Regions from separate parts of the Homo sapiens genome. Here region 1 is linked to region 2. A link is an interaction called in ENCODE POLR2A ChIA-PET data of the cell type or tissue named here. Cell type or tissue: endothelial cell of umbilical vein. All regions are shown on one strand.

Region 1 (5,000 bases), 83 kb before region 2:
AGTATTTGTGGAGAAAGACAGCAGTGTCTGCTCTATCCTGTGTACAAAGTACAGCTAGTGTGGTCTTGGGATATTATCAGCAGCATACCTAGCAACATTCCTAGGTGGGCACTTTGTGTCTGGTTGAGATGAATTTTCATTCATATGAATAGAAGTGAATGTTCATGAATATAAGACGGGTGCGGTGGCTCTTCCTTGTAATCCCAACACTTTGGGAGGCCGAGGCTGGAGGATCACGTGAGCCCAGGAGTTCAAGGCCAACCTGGACAACATAGACCCCATCTCTACAAAAAATTTGAAAACCTGCCATGGTGGCACACTCCTGTAGTTCCAGCTACATGGGAAGTGGATCACTTGAGCTTGGGAGGTTGAGGCTGCCGTGAACTGTGATCATGCCACTTTACTCCAGCCTGGGCAGCAGTGAGACCCTGTCTCAAAAATAATAAAAAAAATAAAGACCAAGAATATACCTTGTAAATTTCAGCTACAAATTCTGAAATTCGGTGTAAAGCTCAGCATTTATCTGTTTTGGAACAGATGCTTCTAGAGCAGAGTTCTAAAGAATGGTATCAAAAATGAAACTATAAGAAAAGACATGGAATTGTAAAGCTTATGACATATATATCTGAAGGGTAAGGAAGGGAAGAAATTTGTTTCTACTTGGCATATGCTTTCAGATGTACTTCCCGTTCATAATTTGAAACCCGCCTATGCTTTTCTCCTTGAAGCATTGCTGTTCTTCCAGTTGCTTTGGCTTAAAACTTTTGACTCATATTTGGTTCTTTTTTTTTTTTTTTTTTTTTTTTGGAGACAGAGTCTTGCTCTGTCGCCCAGGCTGGAGTCCAGTGGTGTGGTCTCGGCTCACTGCAACCTCTGCCTCCTGGGTTCAAGCGATTCTCCTGCCTCAGCCTCCCAAGTAGCTGGGATTACAGATGCCCACCACCATGCTTGGCTAATTTTTGTATTTTTAGTAGAGACAGGATTTCACCATGTTGGCCAGGCTGGTCTCGAACTGCTGACCTCGTGATCTGCCTACCTCGGCCTCCCAAAGTGCTGGGATTACAGGCATGAGCCACCGCGCCTGGCCTCATATTTGGTTCTTTTTTTCGTCCTCACCACCTCATCTGAATCATTCACCAAATTACGTATCTAAGCATTCACTAATTGGATAGCCTGACATTTAGCCTCACTAGTTAGCCTTTTTCTTTTTTTTTGAGACAGAGTCTTGCTCTGTCACCCAGACTGGAGTGCAGTGGTGCGATATCGGCTTACTGCAACCTCCACCTCCTGGGTTCAAGCGATTCTCCTGTCTCAGCCTCCCAAAGAGCTGCGATTACAGGTGCATTTCACTACGCCCAGCTAATTTTTGTATTTTTTTGAGATGGAGTCTCAGTCTGTCGCCCACACCCCGTCTCAGTGCAGTGGCGTGATCTCGGCTCACTGCAACCTCTGCCGCCCAGGTTCAAGCAATTCTCCTGCCTCAGCCTCCCGAGTAGCTGTGATTACAGGCGCCTGTCATTGCACTCGGCTAATTTTTGTATTTTTAGTAGAGATGGGGTTTCACCATCTTGGCCAGGCTGGTCTTGAACTCCTGACCTTGTGATCCACCTGCCTCGGCCTCCCAAAGTGCGGAGATTACAGGCGTGAGCTACCGTGCCTGGCCAATTTTTATATTTTTAGTAGAGACGGGGTTTCACCATCTTGGCCAGGCTGGTCTCGAACTCCTGACCTCAGGTGATCCTCCCGCCTCGGCCTCCCAAAGTGCTGGGATTACAGGCGTGAGCCACCACACCTGGCCTAGCCTCACTTTTTTTTTTTTTTGAGACTGAGTTTTGCTCTTGTTGCCCAGGCTGGAGTGCAATGGCACAATCTCGGCTCACTGCAACCTCTGCCTCCCAGGTTCAAGCAATTCTCCTGCCTCAGCCTCCCGAGTAGCTGGGATTACAGGCGTACGCCACCATGCCTGGCTAATTTTGTATTTTTAGTAGCGACGGGGTTTCTCCATGTTGTTCATGCTGGTCTCGAACTCCCGACCTCAGGTGATCCGCCTGCCTCAGCCTCCCAAAGTGCTGGGATTACAGGTGTGAGCCTGGCCTCACTTTTTAATCTGACCTAGTTCAGGTCTTCATCTTCTATATATTATTGCAATAACCTCATGGTTATTGCCTTTTTTTGTATTGCATACTACATACAACTGCTGTATTATAATTTTTATTTACTCATTTAGGTAATATTTACTGGGCACTTATATGCCAGGCCACACATAGTCTTGTCCTGTTTGGACTTGTAGTCTAGTGGGAGAGACAATTAATGAATTTATGATTATGAACTAAAGTGCTCTGAAAGATAAGAATTTTGTTCTAGAAGAGTGTGTGCAAATAAAGCCAGCGTAGACCTTTAAAATTACAATTTTGATCATTTTGCTTCTTTCTATAAAATCTTCGATGGTTCCCATTGCCTACATAGGTCAATATTCAAGGTTCTTTATGATTTGACCAAACCTGGCCTTCCTCAACCTTATTTCATATTTTTCATTTTATCCATATCTTTTTTGTTGTTTGTTTTTAAGATACGGGCTCTTGCTATGTTTCCCTGGCTGGCCTCAAACTCCTGGGCTCAAGTGACCTCCTACCTCAGCCTCCCAAATAGCTGAGATTACAGGCCTGTGCTAGCATACCCAGTTTATCCTTTTTTTTTTTTTTTTTTTTTTTACAGCTATTCCTCTAAGTTACCCTGCATTTTTCAGTCTCCATTTCTTAGGGTTTTTTTTTCTCTTCTGTTCTGTTGGAATGCACTACCTTGCTCCCAGGACAGTTAACTCCCAAATCTAACCATTCCTTCAACTTAGCAAAAAAATTTCCTTCCTGAAGCCTTTCTTATCCCACTTCTTCCTATCCACCTATCTCCAGAATTGATTTCATCCTCCTCTTTATCTCTAACTTTTTGCTGGGATCTCTGTTGTAGTACTTTATCACATGTTGTCTTTTTTTTTTTTTTTTTTTGAGACGGAGTCTTACTCTGTCACCCAGGCTAGAGTGCAGCGATCTTGGCTCACTGCAACCTCCACCTCCCAGGTTCAAGCGATTCTCCTGCCTCAGCCTCCCGAGTAACTGGGATTACAGTTGCCCGCCACCGCGCCTGGCTAATTTTTGTATTTTAGTAGAGACGGGGTTGAGTTTCACCATCTTGGCCAGGCTGGTCTCGAACTCCTGACCTCGTGATCCACCTGCCTTGGCCTCCGAAAGTGCTTGGATTACAGGCATGAGCCACCGCGCCCAGCCCGCATGTTGTCTTTAACTGTAATTATTTGTGAATATATTTTCTTCATCCCTCATTTTAAGCTCGTGAGATACCTGTGTCTCCTCTGTTCCGTAAACTCTTAGCCCAGTGCTTCTTTGAATATAACTTTATGCTTAATTAATGCTTGATGAATTGAATTAGAACTTGATTCTTGAAAAAAGAAATTGTGATTTTTTTAGACTTCTTTTTATGCAAAAGTAACGTAACTTCCATTCAACACATTTTATCCCAAATTGAATAAACTAGGGAAAAGGCAGACGGTGAATGCCTTGAGAAATTGTTCAGATTCAAGGACAAGCATTTGTTGCCTTTACTGCATATGACTGTACTGTGGTTCCATACATCCGAGCTGATAGAAAACTTGCAGCAAGGGTCTAGTGGTGATGCATGGCAGGTGGAGGTGAGATAAATTTAGTCACAGGAACCAAATTGGTTCTGCTAGGGCAATATAGGCATTGTTGGGCCATCTGGGTGTGGTTGACTTCTGGGAGGTCTTTTTAGTTTTTCTTTCTCACTTCATTCCATAAATATTTATTGGATGCCCTGTTCTAGTTGTTTAAGATCAATGAACAAAATAGACCAAAAAAAAAAAATCAACCTCATGGATATTATCTTTGAATAGGAGATAGAAATAAACATAATAATATATAAAATTAGAAAGGTAATATATGATATGGGGAAAAGTACAGCAGGATAAGGAGAATTGGGAGTGGAAAAGAGGGTTAGGTAGGAGAGGTGGGAGGGGTTGCAACCCTAAATAAGATGGTTAAAGTAGAGATCTTTGAGAAATGTTGTGTTACTGGGTTGTTAGGCACTTCCCTGAGATTAGTGGATTCTCTTCTGCCCAGCAGAGAGAAAGGCAATGTCTACAGTTGTTCCAGAGTCCAGCTGACACTGAGGAGAAATAGCTACTCCTTATGTTCTTTTCTCCTGTCTGCTCCTCTTGCTGGCATCACTGGAAGTTAACTGGGGTGAAAATTGCAGTCAGTCTTGTCTGGAAGACAGCAGGGGTGGAACTAGAGACCTTCTAACCCAGTTCCCTGAGGGGTGGGATTTACCCTTCTGCTGACTGAGCCTTGGTTGCCTGGAGTGATGGGTGAGGTAGGCCTCTGACTTTTTTCCTTCCTCAAAGGGAGAAGCCCAGTATCATAACCTTCTCTCTTCTTAGTGAGGCCTCAGCAACTTTATTTCAGGTAGCTCTTTAAAAATAAGCTTTCAAAGAGTGTGTGCTATGCGCCTGGCCTAAAGCGTGAATTTTCAGGTTTTTGGTGCTTTGACTTCCTCTCAACACATTAGCTGTGTTTTGGAAGTCTCAGTACCTAATTTCAGCAGCCTAAAGATGAAGTTTTCTTATGTCTAGATGCTCTCTTGTTTGAATTGCACATTGTAAATTTATTTGTTTATTCCCTTGCTTACTCTTCTCTTTCTTTTTTTTTTTTTTTTTTTTTTGAGACGGTGTCTTGCTTTGTTGCCTAGGCTGGAGTGCAGTGGCGTGATCTTGGCTCACTGCAAGCTCTGCCTCCCCGGTTCAGGCCATTCTCCTGCCTCAGCCTTCCAAGTAGCTGGGACTACAGGCGCCTGCCCCCACACCCAGCTAATTTTTTGTATTTTTAGTAGAGATGGGGTTTCACCGTGTTAGCCAGGATGGTCTCGATCTCCTGACCTCGTGATCCGCCGGCCTCAGCCTCCCAAAGTGCTGA
Region 2 (5,000 bases):
GGCAGATCACAAGGTCAAGTGTTCGAGACCAGCCTGGCCAACATGGTGAAACCCTGTCTCTACTAAGAATACAAAAATTAGCCGGGCATGGTGGTGTGTGCCTGTAATCCCAGCTACTTGGGTGGCTGAGGCAGGAGAATTGCATTGCTTGAACCCAGGAGGCAGAAGTTGCAGTGAGCCGAGATTGGGCCACTGCATTCCAGCCTGGGTGACAGAGCAAGACTCTGTCTCAAAAAAAAAAAAAAAAAAAAAAAAAGAAAACCTGAAGATTCAGTGAAGTATAGAAAACAGAAATCACCCATAATCCTACATGTAGCAATAACGCAATAACTACCTTTTTTTTTTTTTTAGTTGGAGACAGGGTCTCTCTCTGTTGCCCAGGCTGAGTACAGTGGCATGATCACAGCTCACTGCAGCTTCAGCTTCCCAGGCTCAAGTAATCCTCCTTTCTTAGCCTCCCAAGTAGCTGGGACCACAGGCACACACACCACACCTGGCCAATTTTTTTTTTTTTATTATTTGTAGAGAAAATGTCTTGCTATGTTGCTCAGGCTGGTCTCAAACTCCTGGGCTCAAACAGTCCTCTTGCCTTGGTCTCCCAAAGTGCTGGGAGTACAGGCGTGAGCCACTACTCTTGGGTAATTTTAAAATTTTTTTATAGAGACTGGAGCCTGGCAATGTTGCCCAGGCTGGTCTCGAACACCTGGTCTCAAGTGATCTTCCCGCCTCAGCTTCCCCAAGTGCTAGGATTACAGGCATGAACCACTGCTCCTGGCCAGCACTTATTTTAAATGCCAGCCATTATTCTAAATGCTTCATATATATATATTAGTTTATTTAACCCTCATGACAATCAGATATTATCTATTTGCATTTTATAGATGAAGAAACCAAATGAAAGGTTAAATAAGTGATCAGTTTCCCAACCCTAATTAAAAATTTAACAGAAATTATTGCCCTTCCCTCCTAGCCACTAAATACTTAGCACTGCTTTACTAGTCTTTCACATAATGCCAGTGTATTTAGTCTGTTTGTAATCTGTTAACACCATGTTGACCAGTTCTTGGTTGTTATATACAGTGTTTACCTTCCGATTTTTAGCCTCTGTAATACAGTTACAGCATTACCTAGGTTTATTGAGTTTTTTTATAGTTACTAGATTTAGTGTATACTTAGTTATCAGTATTTGAGGGAATTTCAAAATATTATTTATATCCTATCTGCTTTTTAAAAGGATTTAATGCCATTTATAATAAATAAGTCATACAATGAACTTTTCAACATTAAAGATTAAAAACCGTAAAGAGGAACCAGGATAATTATATCCAAAATGTAAGCTCATTTAGTAATAACAAGTTAATATTAAATTTAGTTCTTCTTTCTGACATTTTTGGTAAGAATGAGATTCTTGGTTTTGGAGATAGCACAGACTATTAGTTTGAAATTATGGGATTTGGTATGTCACATATTATTCAGAATGCTAAAATATCTGCCACTGAGCAAACCTGAAATGTAATTCTTTTTTCTTATTCTTCTTTTTTTTTTTTTTGACAACTTCTGATACCAAAAAAATGTGTAATTCTTTACATACCTTCTAATAGTAGATGGTCAGATTTTTTGTACGTGCAGTGATTTCAGAGAACATTGAAAAATAATCAGGAACTGGTTCAGTTTGCACAAATTTACTCTTCTACTCCTTCTTCTGCACCCACTAAAAATTGTGAAACTGTGCAGATGTAATAAATATATTGTGTGTAGGCTGAAGTATGATACAGAGTGTGAAACTGAAATATTTAGTCCAAATTTTTATTCAGCAATGAATAAAAATTCCCAGGGCAATGAATAATTCTATCGAGGGCTGAAATTAGTGGTGGGGATTGGTGGAAAGAGAGATGGAGCTCATTTTATGAAGTCTCATAAATTTGGCATGAATCTTATAATCAGTGAAGAGCTATTAAAGACTTTTTGATCAGGGTAGTGTCATGAAATTGAATTTTAGGAATTTTTTAGGAAGCTGAATACTGTTAGTGGTATATAGAAAGATTTTCTGGTTTTTTTTGGGACGGAGTCTCGCTCTGTCGCCCAGGCTGGAGTGCAGTGGCGCGATCTCGGCCCAGTGCAAGCTGCGCCTCCCAGGTTCACGCCGTTCTCCTGCCTCAGCCTCCCGAGTAGCTGGGACTACAGGCGCCCACCACCGCACCTGGCTAATTTTTTGTATTTTCAGTAGAGACGGGGTTTTACTGTGGTCTCGATCTCCTGACCTCGTGATCCGCCCGCCTCGGCCTCCCAAAGTGCTGGGATTACAGGCGTGAGCCACCGCGCCCGGCCGAAAGATTTTCTTAAAGGAGGAGATACCAGGAAATCACTTTATAGTCTATTGGTGTATATCATACATAGACTATTGCTTTTTGGTTTGTTATTTACTACTGTAATTCAAGGTGTAAGTAGCCCCAGCTTAATATAGTTTCTCATAAATTTTCATTCTTAACCTCTCCCAAGAAGCTCACCATACTTAACTCTCCATTATTGCTGTACCTTTTTTGTTCTCCAAATTGTAATACGTACATTTCTCTACCTGTCACCCTTTGATTTCCCCTTCCCTTGCCATCTCTTGCCACCCCTACCCCCACCTCCTACCTGGGTTCCAATCCTGGTTCTGCTTACCATGTAACTGTGGCAGTTTACTTTATCTCTCAAAGCCTCAATTTCCTCATCTATACAATGTGAATAATAGTTTCAGCTTCATAGGGTGGTTGGGAGAGTTATTAGGTAAATATATGGAATACTCTTAAAATAATGCTTGGCACTTAATAAGTACTATGTAAGTATTGTTACTGTTGTCTGGCTCATATTTATTTTTCTGATCTTAGCTTAGAGTTTATATCTTCCTTCTGGGAAGTCCTTTCTGCCCAAAGCTGAGTTACATATTCCTCTTTGTGTTGCCACAGATTCCTGTGCCTCCCTTGCCATGTTGTATTGTCATAGCCTAATTGTTTCATTGCCACAAGTTCTTTTTCTGCTTCCATCACATCATCACATCCTTCTTGATTGGCAAATAGTAACTACTCAATAAATATTTGTTGTCTAGCACATACATACAGTTCAAACAGAAAACTAAAATAGACTAAAGTATGAGGAAATCTTGGTATTGGAACTTAACTATTGAGGTTTATTTCAAAGAATTTTATTTTGCAGCTTCTTTTGTATAGCTTTGAAACTCTAAAATATTTCCTTTTTTTTTTTTTAGTTGCCATTTCCTTTGAGTCAGCAGGCCTTTCATCTGGACCTTGACCCAAGAAGTTATGATTTTTCTCACTGTTTCACTCTATCTCCCAGTCTGAAATAGAGCATTGCACTTTTTAGTGTCTGAGAGATATCATGCCTTTGCAGTTAAATTCTCTTCTGTGGCTTTGGCTGGAATGTGAGTAAATTTCCAGAGAGGATACATAATTCCCAGGCTGAACTCTAACCTTGTGAACTATTTTAATGTGTGGCCTCATAAATGTAAATTTTTTAAATTTTAGACCAAGGAGGTGCTTGTTGTTCTGCCTTAATTGCAACTTCTATTTAGAAAGAAAGGATCTCTTGGCTTTAAGATAGAATCAAGAGGTGATAGTAGTGAGACTCAAGTCCTGAAGATAAAAACAGAAAGGGCCAAAAGCTCACCTCTTGGTTAATCAGGCAGGTGTGGAGGTTATGGAAATCCTCAAAGATAAAAAGTGCCTGATGGCAGCAACCAAGGGGAAAGGAAGATTGGCTGAGCCCCTGGGGTGTGTAGCAAGGAGACCATTGGTAGCCAAGTTGGAATCTGAGAAGCGGCCCTGTAGCTGAACACTAGAAAAGCCTTTGCGTGAGGTATTCCCAATTCTAACATTTATTTATCACCTTCTGTGTACCAGGTTCTGTGATCATTGTTAGGAGGAATGAAATAATGACATAGCCTTCTAGAGAACCTCAGTATCCAGCAGGAAAGATGGGCATATAATGAATAATTATATTAATAACTTTAATAAGATCCCCTACCACCTATAAACTCCATGAGAACATAGAACATGTCTGTTTTGTGTCTAGCACTGAGTGGTCGCTCAATAAGTATTTATTGAATAAATGAATTTGTTTAGCCCTTTCTAGTTTACTATGTGCCTTCACAGATATCTCGTTTAATATTCTACCTTCCTTTTCTATTCACCCACTTTGTGATGTAAGCAAGATAAATAATAGTATCCGTAGCAATAATAGTATAAGACAATAAACTGAGTTAAATAGAAGTTAAAATGATAAACAGAGAAGGGAGTAAAATAGGAGCTTTTGTAGCTACATCTTAATCAGATGAGTTGTTATACCTCTGTCCAGTATCTAGAGTAATTACATACTTACCACCCTTCCTCTTGTCTCTCTGGGTTTTTTTTGAGACTGAGTCTCGCTCTGTCACCACGCTAGAGTGCAGTGGCACAATCTCAGCTCACTGAAAACTCCACCTCCCAGGTTCAAGTGATTCTCCTGCCTCAGCCTCCCGAGTAGCTGGGACTACAGGTGCATGCCACCACACCTGGCTAATTTTTTTGTATTTTTAGTAGAGATGGGGTTTCACCATGTTGGCCTGGATGGTCTTGATCTCTTGACCTCGTGATCTGCCCGCCTCGGCCTCCCAAAGTGCTGGGACTACAGGTGTGAGCCACCACACCCAGCGTCTCTCTGGTTTTTTAATTTGTTTTTTTTTTTCCCCCCGCAGAAGATCCTTTGGTTTTCTACTAGATGTTATTCCATCTAGATAGTGTTTATTTATTGTTCATAGTCATCTCTTACCCAGGGAATTCCTTATTTTGTATTCCTGAAATCGAAATATTCTTTCATACTCATTATTTAGATGCTAAGAGAAAACTTGGGGACCGCTCTTCCCAACAAGATTGTCTCAAATTTTGTGCCCATCTGTGTGCATTCACGCACATGAGCATGTGTGTGGAGGAGAAGAGGAAAAGAACAGAGATGGAAAAGATTTT

The links. Peaks named below come from ENCODE experiments on the same cell type or tissue, not always from the same donor. Only the 100,000 strongest peaks of a DNase experiment are listed, where the experiment ranks them.
Region 1: POLR2A ChIA-PET joins it to region 2 with 8 read pairs; 6 of 35 experiments call an interaction of 5 or more read pairs at or near these places.

Annotation. Positions count from the first base shown.
Region 1 is chr15:64,472,410-64,477,409 of GRCh38, forward strand. The region is part of intron 1 of ZNF609 (zinc finger protein 609); the gene reads left to right. Among named protein-coding and RNA genes, the nearest start is that of ZNF609, 14 kb to the left of the region's middle. In endothelial cell of umbilical vein, no CTCF peak of the experiment used is centred here; no DNase peak of the experiment used is centred here.
Region 2 is chr15:64,555,656-64,560,655 of GRCh38, forward strand. All of the region lies in intron 2 of ZNF609 (zinc finger protein 609), which reads left to right. All of the region lies in intron 4 of LOC101930091 (a long non-coding RNA gene), which reads right to left. Among named protein-coding and RNA genes, the nearest start is that of ZNF609, 98 kb to the left of the region's middle. RefSeq lists enhancers at 1,733-2,234, 2,235-2,734. In endothelial cell of umbilical vein, no CTCF peak of the experiment used is centred here; a DNase peak (open chromatin) is centred at 2,996.